Regions from separate parts of the Homo sapiens genome. Here region 1 is linked to region 2. A link is an interaction called in ENCODE POLR2A ChIA-PET data of the cell type or tissue named here. Cell type or tissue: IMR-90. All regions are shown on one strand.

The links. ChIA-PET counts read pairs that join two places held together with the same protein. Peaks named below come from ENCODE experiments on the same cell type or tissue, not always from the same donor. Only the 100,000 strongest peaks of a DNase experiment are listed, where the experiment ranks them.
Region 1: POLR2A ChIA-PET joins it to region 2 with 6 read pairs; 6 of 35 experiments call an interaction of 5 or more read pairs at or near these places.

The regions. Positions count from the first base shown.
Region 1 is chr3:149,488,569-149,492,568 of GRCh38, reverse strand. The region is part of intron 3 of TM4SF4 (transmembrane 4 L six family member 4); the gene reads right to left. Among named protein-coding and RNA genes, the nearest start is that of TM4SF4, 16 kb to the right of the region's middle. RefSeq lists a silencer at 2,913-3,207. In IMR-90, a CTCF peak has its summit at 3,301; no DNase peak of the experiment used is centred here.
Region 2 is chr3:149,562,295-149,566,294 of GRCh38, reverse strand. The region is part of intron 3 of WWTR1 (WW domain containing transcription regulator 1); the gene reads left to right. Among named protein-coding and RNA genes, the nearest start is that of WWTR1-IT1, 88 kb to the left of the region's middle. In IMR-90, no CTCF peak of the experiment used is centred here; a DNase peak (open chromatin) is centred at 1,964.

The DNA.
Region 1 (4,000 bases), 74 kb after region 2:
TCCTATGGCTGTCCCCACACCCTGTGCAGGCTGCTTTCCTTTCAGCAGCTCAGGGTCAAGGGAGGGATGGCCAATTGTCTCAGGGAGGAAGACCTTGGATGGGAGGAGGTTCTACTTCAAAGGAAACCAAGAGGGTATATTTCAAAATGCCCAGGTTTCTTTTTCCTTCTAGGGTGTTCTTTAATATGGTTCTCAGGACAGAATGAGTTAACTACTTTTGCTCCCTCCCTTAATATTATCACCAAAAAACATTTCTGAGGAAAACAGTGCTAAATGCTATGGCATTGCAGAGCCCTGGATTTTGTGCACTAAGTTCGAAATCTCAGAGTCCACCTTGATTACCTTCCTCTTTTCTCCTCACACCTAAACCTGATGACTCCATCTCAAACATTCTCTGAAATTTGTCTTTTTTGAGCCCCAATTCTGCTGCCTGGGTGATGTTCATCATCTTATCTGGATTATGATGCCAGCTTTTATCTCTCTTTAGTTCCTGAATCCTCCTATTCACTTTCCACATCACTAGAACCATCATGCCTCTAAAAGTCCAAAGTAGCCATGCCATGTCTTGCTTGAAGTCCCCTGCTGTGCCCTGATGTCCTGAAGGTCTGGCTGCCTCTCAGTCTCACCACATCGTGTGGCGGCCCCTTCTGCAAATCTCTCCTCATTCACACTGAGCTTCTGCCACACAGTGCTCTGAGGTTCCCTGAGCATGTCAGCCTTTTCATGCCTGAAATGTGCTTCTCCTTCCTCACTGGAAGGCAAACTTCTGCTCATCCTCCAAAATCAGCCCATGTCACCTTCTCGAAGAAGTTTCCCCCCGCACTCCTTCTCCATCTCACACTTTCTGCATTATGAGGATCTGTTCCATGTGTTCACCCTAACCCATATGCTGATAGGAAAGGAACCATGTCTATTCGTTTTTTGTTCCATGTTTGAGATAGGCTTCAGCACAAAATAAGATACTGACTACATATATATATGTGTGTGTGTATATATATGTACACATATATAAAAGTAGATATGTGCATATGTAGATATATAAATGTGTGTGTGTGTATATATATATATTTTTGTTTTGTTTTGTTTTGTTTTGTTTTTTGTTTGAGACAGGGTCTGGCTCTGTTGCCCAGGCTAGAATGCAGTGGCATGATTATGGCTTACTGCAGCCTTGACCTCCTGGGCCCAAACGATCCTCCCACATCAGGCACCTGGAGTAGCTGGGACTGCAGGCATGCACAACCATGCCCAGCTAATTTTTTAATTTTTTTTTTTTGTAGAGGGGCGCTGGAGCAGGGAGTTCTCCCTATGTTGCCCAAGCTGGTCTTGAACTCCTGGGCTCAAGCAATCCTTCCACCTCAGCATCCCAAAGTGCTGAGATTACAGGCATGAGCCAACACTCCCAGCTAATTAAAAAAAAAAATCCTTTTACTAATTACTAGCCATGGAGCCCTGGGAAAATTAACCTTCTTGAGCTTCATTTTTCTCCTTCAGGGATAAAAATTCTTCTCAGATTTATGAGGAAGATTAGGTGAGATAATGCACATAAAAACACTTAGCACTTACTCACTGGGAAGAAAAAGAAGGAAAAGGAGGAAGAGGAGAGAAAGAAAAAAGAGAAGGAAAAGAAGAAAAAGAGGGGAGGGAAGAGGAAGAAGAACAAGAACAAGAAGAAGAAGCAGTTGCTACCATGGCTGCCCTTTGGTAATAAGGGACAAATGACAACTGTCTTGAGTTTTCTTGTTTTTGGCTCATACAAGTGACTGATCCTTTCTACTCTCTGAGCAGCTGTGTATGAGTGTTAGGTTTGCAGCTATAACAACAGTTACTATATGCTTATGTGGATAAGAAGAGTCCACACACCCTTTTTAACTATCAGATACCAGTATAGTACTGTATAGTAAAAGGAGTAGGAGGTAGAATCCCATGAGTTTTGCCAACAGGGAATCTAGGCAAAAAGCAGACAATATGAGTCAATATAAACTGTGTTCTAGAAAAAGCACTGTGACTTGGAGTGAGAAAACTTGGATTTGAGCTTCTGCCACTAAGAAACTGTATTCCTCTTGGCAAGCCACTTGTCCTCTCTGGGCCTTGGCTGTCCTGCCTCTGAAGGAGAGTTAAACAATCTCATAAACTTTTTGTGAGGATCAAATGAAACAATATAGGTGACAGCACTTTGTTAACTGAAAACACCAAGCAATAGAAGTTTCAATTATTGCCATAAGAAATTCAAGGTGAACTTCTGCAGTTAGAGGGAAGATTTGGAGCTGGCAGTAGTAGATAACATCAAAAAGGAATGTGAGCTCTTGTCTCAGAAGGGAGGAAACAGGATTTGAGGAGACAACAGAATGCTGCTGAAGGTTTGCCAGATGGCAAAGAGGGTGCAGTGAAACCTGGGCCCATCCCCTGAATGCCCTTCCTGTAACCATCATGGCATATTTTATACCTTGCACAAAGAGCAGTCTTACATCTTACAAGGGATTAAATTAAAACATAAGTAGTCAAAATCATTCTTAAATAGCCTATAAATCATCTGGAAACTGTGATATATACGGTTTTGTAATACATCCCTGTACAGTAATTTTTTATCACATTATAGTTTGAAGCAGCTGTACAGATGTCTCGGTGTTCAAATCATTCTCCCTTCAGGTAATTATCAAAGCTGTACAGTGAACAGGAGATAAATAGAGAATTCTGAAATGTTCCCGCTTGCCTGCAAGGTTTACCCTATTCTGTTTTTATTATCAAATCTTTATAATCTGGTACCTGTTCTTGATGCTGGTTAGTTGCTGTTGTGAGGGGTAGATAAAATAACATATTTGAAAGCATCTATTACAGAGCAATACACAATAAATGGCTGCAATGAGAATGAAAACTTGCTTCTCCAGAAGTACTAATATGAAGAACTTCCAAAAGTCGTTTCCTGTCCTTCCCTCAGTTTGGCATTTCGTGTGGTGACCCACAGGCCAGCTGTCACTCCTGATCTTGGGCATTGATCCCATCCCATCCCAAGTAGGGCGTGCGTGTGTGAGGGGAGGGTGTTAGTTCCTGCAGTCAGAACATGTGAGGCCATTGTATGGCTTTGGAGTGTTTTTTGGCATCTGTTTTGTTTTCTTTCTCCCTCCTTTGTTTTGGACATAGATTTATTTCAATTGACTTTAAATTCCTAGGGTAGTATTATTCACATAACAGAAAAAATAGAAAAATATGTTTACTGTGGCACTGATGTTGCTGGAATTAATAGAGGGCTCCTTGAAGAAAGACATAATCTGTAGCTTCACACACACACCCCTAGGTGGAGAGAGTGAGCTGTCAGGGGAAGAGCCTCAATGGGGGCGGGTTGTGGGGGCTCAGCCTGCTGGGATCTGAGTTTGATGCTCAAGCAAGCCAACCCCATGGTAGTGTAGCCCCAACAGTCCTCTCTGCATGATAAGAGGGCTTTTCACACAGTAAACTAAATGTATTTGGAAACCGCTGCACAAGGTATGAGGATGTTAGAGACCTTGTATTGCTTAACTATGAGAAAGATGGGGATATTTCATGTGGGACGTCTGTGAACAAACCAAGACCATGTATCACAGAGAACTAGGCCCCTTCACTTCCCCAGCCTGAAGCCTGTTCTTAAGATTCTTTAGGATCTCACAGTAAATGAATACGTAGAGGTTTGAGTTAATATATTGGTGTTCTACAGATTTTTTTTAGGCACAAATCCATTCTTCATGTGCAGAAAGACCCTATAGTTATATTTCCTGACTCTGTGGGATGTGCCAGTCACTGTCAGGCAGAGGGGCTGAGACGGTGAACAAAACAAAAATGCTCCAAGCCCCCTTGGAGGTTAAAGTCTAGTGCAGCTTTGCCTAACAGATCCATTTACCATGATGGAAATGTTCTAGATCTGTGCTATTCAATACAGTAGCTACAAACCCTATATGGCTACTGGGTACTTGAAATATGGCTAGTGTGATTAAGGAACTGAATTTTTAACTTTATTTCTATAAATGAA
Region 2 (4,000 bases):
AAGAAAAGGAACACTGGTGGGCACAGGACAGGGGGAAAGGTTTCTATTTAAAAATGATTTTCTTGATTAAAAAAAAGAAGGAAAAGTTTTCTAAACACTGTAGAAAATCAATTTTCTTTTTATTTTGTAGAGATTGGGGCGTCTCACCATGTTGCTTAGGCTGGTCTCGAACTCTTAGTCTCAAGTGATCCTCCCACCTTGGCCTCCCAAAATGCTGGGATTACAGGTGTGAGCCACTGTGCCCTCAATTTTCTTAGATTTTGAGGAAGCTATCTATTGTCAAATACACTCTAGTTAATCAGCATTATTGAAGGCTACCTTCTTTGGGGTTTCGAAGAGGAGATTCTTTTTTTTTTTTTTTTTTTTGAGACAGAGTTTCGCTCTTGTTGCTCAGGCTGGAGTGCAATGGCACAATCTCAGCTCACCGCAACCTCCACCTCCCCACAACCTCCACCTCCCGGGTTCAAGCAATTCTCCTGCCTCAGCCTCCCAAGTAGCTGGGATTACAGGCATGTGCCACCATGCCTGGCTAATTTTGTATTTTTAGTAGAGACGGGGTTTCTCTGTGTTGGTCAGGCTGGTCTCAAACTCCTGACCTCAGGTGATCCGCCCACCTCAGCCTCCCAAAGTGCTGGGATTACAGGCACGAGCACCCGGCCTGAAAAGGACATTCTTTATAGTTCCTTTCTTTTACGGTTTTTAAGGAATATGTGAAATGAGACTGAAAAAAATTACCAAATCAACGGATTGAGTTCCTTTTATGTAATAAAGCAGGACATAATAGCATATAAAAAATAAATCTTATGTTTTCATGGCTATGTTCCACTTATCTTAATGTGGATGAGTCTTTATTAAGATTAGGTGATGGAGACTTATAGGTTTTATTATATGAAATTTAGAAATTTAGGTAGAAAATTTCTTCTTTGATAAGAAATAATAAAAGCCATGAAAAATGTCTGATGCCACAATTTTCCTTAAAAAAAAAAAGTAGTATGCTAGGTGAATATTTTGGGAACCATACACAAAGATGTGTTAGTTATAATAGCCAGTAAATAAACAAATGCCTGAAATATGAAAATAAATAAATTTATTTATTTATTTATTTTCTGAGATGCAATCTTGGTCCGTTGCCCTGGCTGGAGCGCAGTGGTGTGATCTCGGCTCACTGCAACCTCTGCCTCCCAGGTTCAAGCCATCCTCCCAGCTCAGCCCCCGAGTATCTGGGATTATAGGTGCCCACCACCACACCCAGCCAATTTTTGTACTTTTTAGTAGAGGTAGGTTTTCACCACGTTGGCCAGGTGAGTCTCAAACACCTAACCTCAAGTGACCCACCTGCCTCAGCTTCCCAAAGTAAGTGCTGGGATTACAGGCTTGAGCCACTGCGCCTAGCCACAAATATATTTATAAGCAGTGAAATAATGGATATAGACCATGTAGACACATGGAAAACTTTGTTGTAACATTCTAATTTTACACAGCATGACAAATTGTTTATGCTATAATTATACTTCTATTTTTTTGAAAAACACATTGCTTAGATTCTTTCCATTTTTTCACAAGACTAAGCTTCTTGAGGACAGGAACTTGATCTCCATCTGTGTATTTCTAGCCCCAAGCAAAGCTCATTAGGCATCATAGGTGTACTCTTCTGTAGAATAAATGTGTTGAGTAAGTCAGTTATGTATTTTTAAATGTTAATAGTGATTATAGTTAAGCCTTTGAGTTAAGGGTGATTCCCTCTATTTTCTCTGTAATGCGGTTATATTACTTTTGTAATAGCCAAAAGGAGAAAAAAAAAAAAAAAGAGTGAGAACAACAGGGGAGAACCTTGAGCTTTTTGTGGTGGAAGAGGAGAACAGTGTGTTGGAAAAAAGGCTCCAGGCCCCATGTGTATTAAAGACAAAACCAAGAATGCTCAGGCCTCTGCAGTTGAGCAAGTCTGCCTGTGGCAAATAGATTATTCACTAGTCTCTAAGATCAGTGTTTATCCAAGCGTGGTCCAGATCTACCACTAGCTGGATCACTTGGGGGCATTTGTTAAACATACATTTTTAGAATACAGTGGTTTGTTTGCTCCCAAAAGAATTATCCTGGGCTGCTGCTAGGAGGAATATGCCCTGGAAATTTCTGTGTCAGTAAATGTAGGGTGGAATCTGGAAAGGTATGCTGTTTTCGAGTGCTCAGATGACTCTGATCATCAGCCAGGTGTGGGAGCCACAATCAAATTGTGTATGTTAAGGCCAAGTGCAGTGTCTCACACCTGTAATCCCAGCGCTTTGGGAGGCCAAGGCGGGCAGATCACCTGAGGTCAGGAGTTTGAGACCAGCCTGGCCAACATGGCGAAACCCCGTCTCCACCAAAAACACAAAAAAATTAGCCAGGTGTGGTGGCACACACCTGTAGTCCCAGCTACTTGGGAGGCTCAGGAAGGAGAATCGCTTGAACCCAGGAGGTGGAGGTTGCAGTGAGCCAAGATGGAGCTGCTGCACTGCAGCCTGGGTGACAGAGCCAGACTCCGCCTCAAAGCAAAGCAAAACAAAACAAAACAAAAAAAGAATTGTGTACGTTAGCACAGTGATGGGAAAATGCCAGTATAATAAAAATACAAGAACCTACTCAATCGTTCAGTCTTTAATTTATCTGAAAAGGACTTGGAGTATGCCCACCAACTTTTTAACTGATTCTTTGTCTGAAATAGACATTTACTAGGGCATTGACTTTTGTCATTTTGGTGCTTGGTGTTAGTGCGCACATGAGCATTGGGTAAGTGAATGCTGAAGCGGCTTCCCAGAGCATCTTGACCCCAAATATTCCAAGTAAACTTCAAAAATGAGGAGGAAAATTATAGCTTGGGATCCAGATTCTTGAAATGTATTGTTTAATCCACTGGGTAAATGTACAAGTCTGCTTCAGTTTTGCTTGCAGAGAGTGGGCCTGAGAATCCATCAGGCCTTCGTAAGCCTAAACCGTGACGAATTCCAGAGAAGCACCCCCACACCTGGGGAAGAGGGAGGCCTTTTAGGAAGGTGAAGGCTAGGTCAAACTTGTTTTCTTTTTTAGTCCTTTCTTTGTTTGCACCACATTAATTAATTAGTTAATTAATTAATTTGTAATGGAGTCTAATTTCTTCACCGAGCTGTAGACCTCTGTTGAGAGTTTTAAAAATAATTTTGACAATTTTCATCCTGTTTGCTGGCTGACTTCCAAAAGTTTGCCCTCAGGAGCTTCCTTGCTATGGAGAATTTCACCCAGTTAAGGGTGAAAGGCAGGCAGTGGGATTCGAGGTGGTTTGTCATTCAGCCACTTGTTCCAAATTGATAAGTGCTGAGTGATATTTTGACACTTCTCTTTGATCTCCTCTTTGGCGTCCCTGGTAATATTGCTCCCGCCTGTGTGTGATCATCACCTCTCCCACCCAGGTACCAACTGATTGATTTCTTCTTCCTTTCTGGAAGTCTAAATTTATTCCCTGGGTGTTTTGCAGTTGCTGGTGGTCAAGAACAGCTGTTCTTCCATGCTTTATTCTGAATAGTTCTCCAGGATGAAGTCAGCAAAACAATATCATTTAAGTGAAGCCTCAGGAAAACAAAAGCCTTGATTGTCTTTCTCCTTAAGTGCTAAAAAGAAGATCACCCCTCCCCCTTTGTGTGTGTGTGTGTGTGTGTGTGTGTGTGTGTGTGTGTGTGTGTGTCTGTATTTTAAGGCAGAAAAAAAAAAGGTTCTAAACATTTTTGAAGCAGCAAGATTCAAGAATGTTATTTTTTTCCATATTACATAATTGCTATTTGGTCACTGTAGAAAATGCTGATTGGCAAAACATGAGAAAATAAAAAGCCATGGTACCATTCAAAATGACACTAGTGTGTTTTCATATATTTTCTTGACTTTCTTCAATGCAAACATAAAAATAGTTGGAAACTCCTCTATATTCTTTTTTGTAGCTTGTTTTTAATATACCATGAGCATCTTCCCATTTCAGTAATTTTTTTTTTTTTTT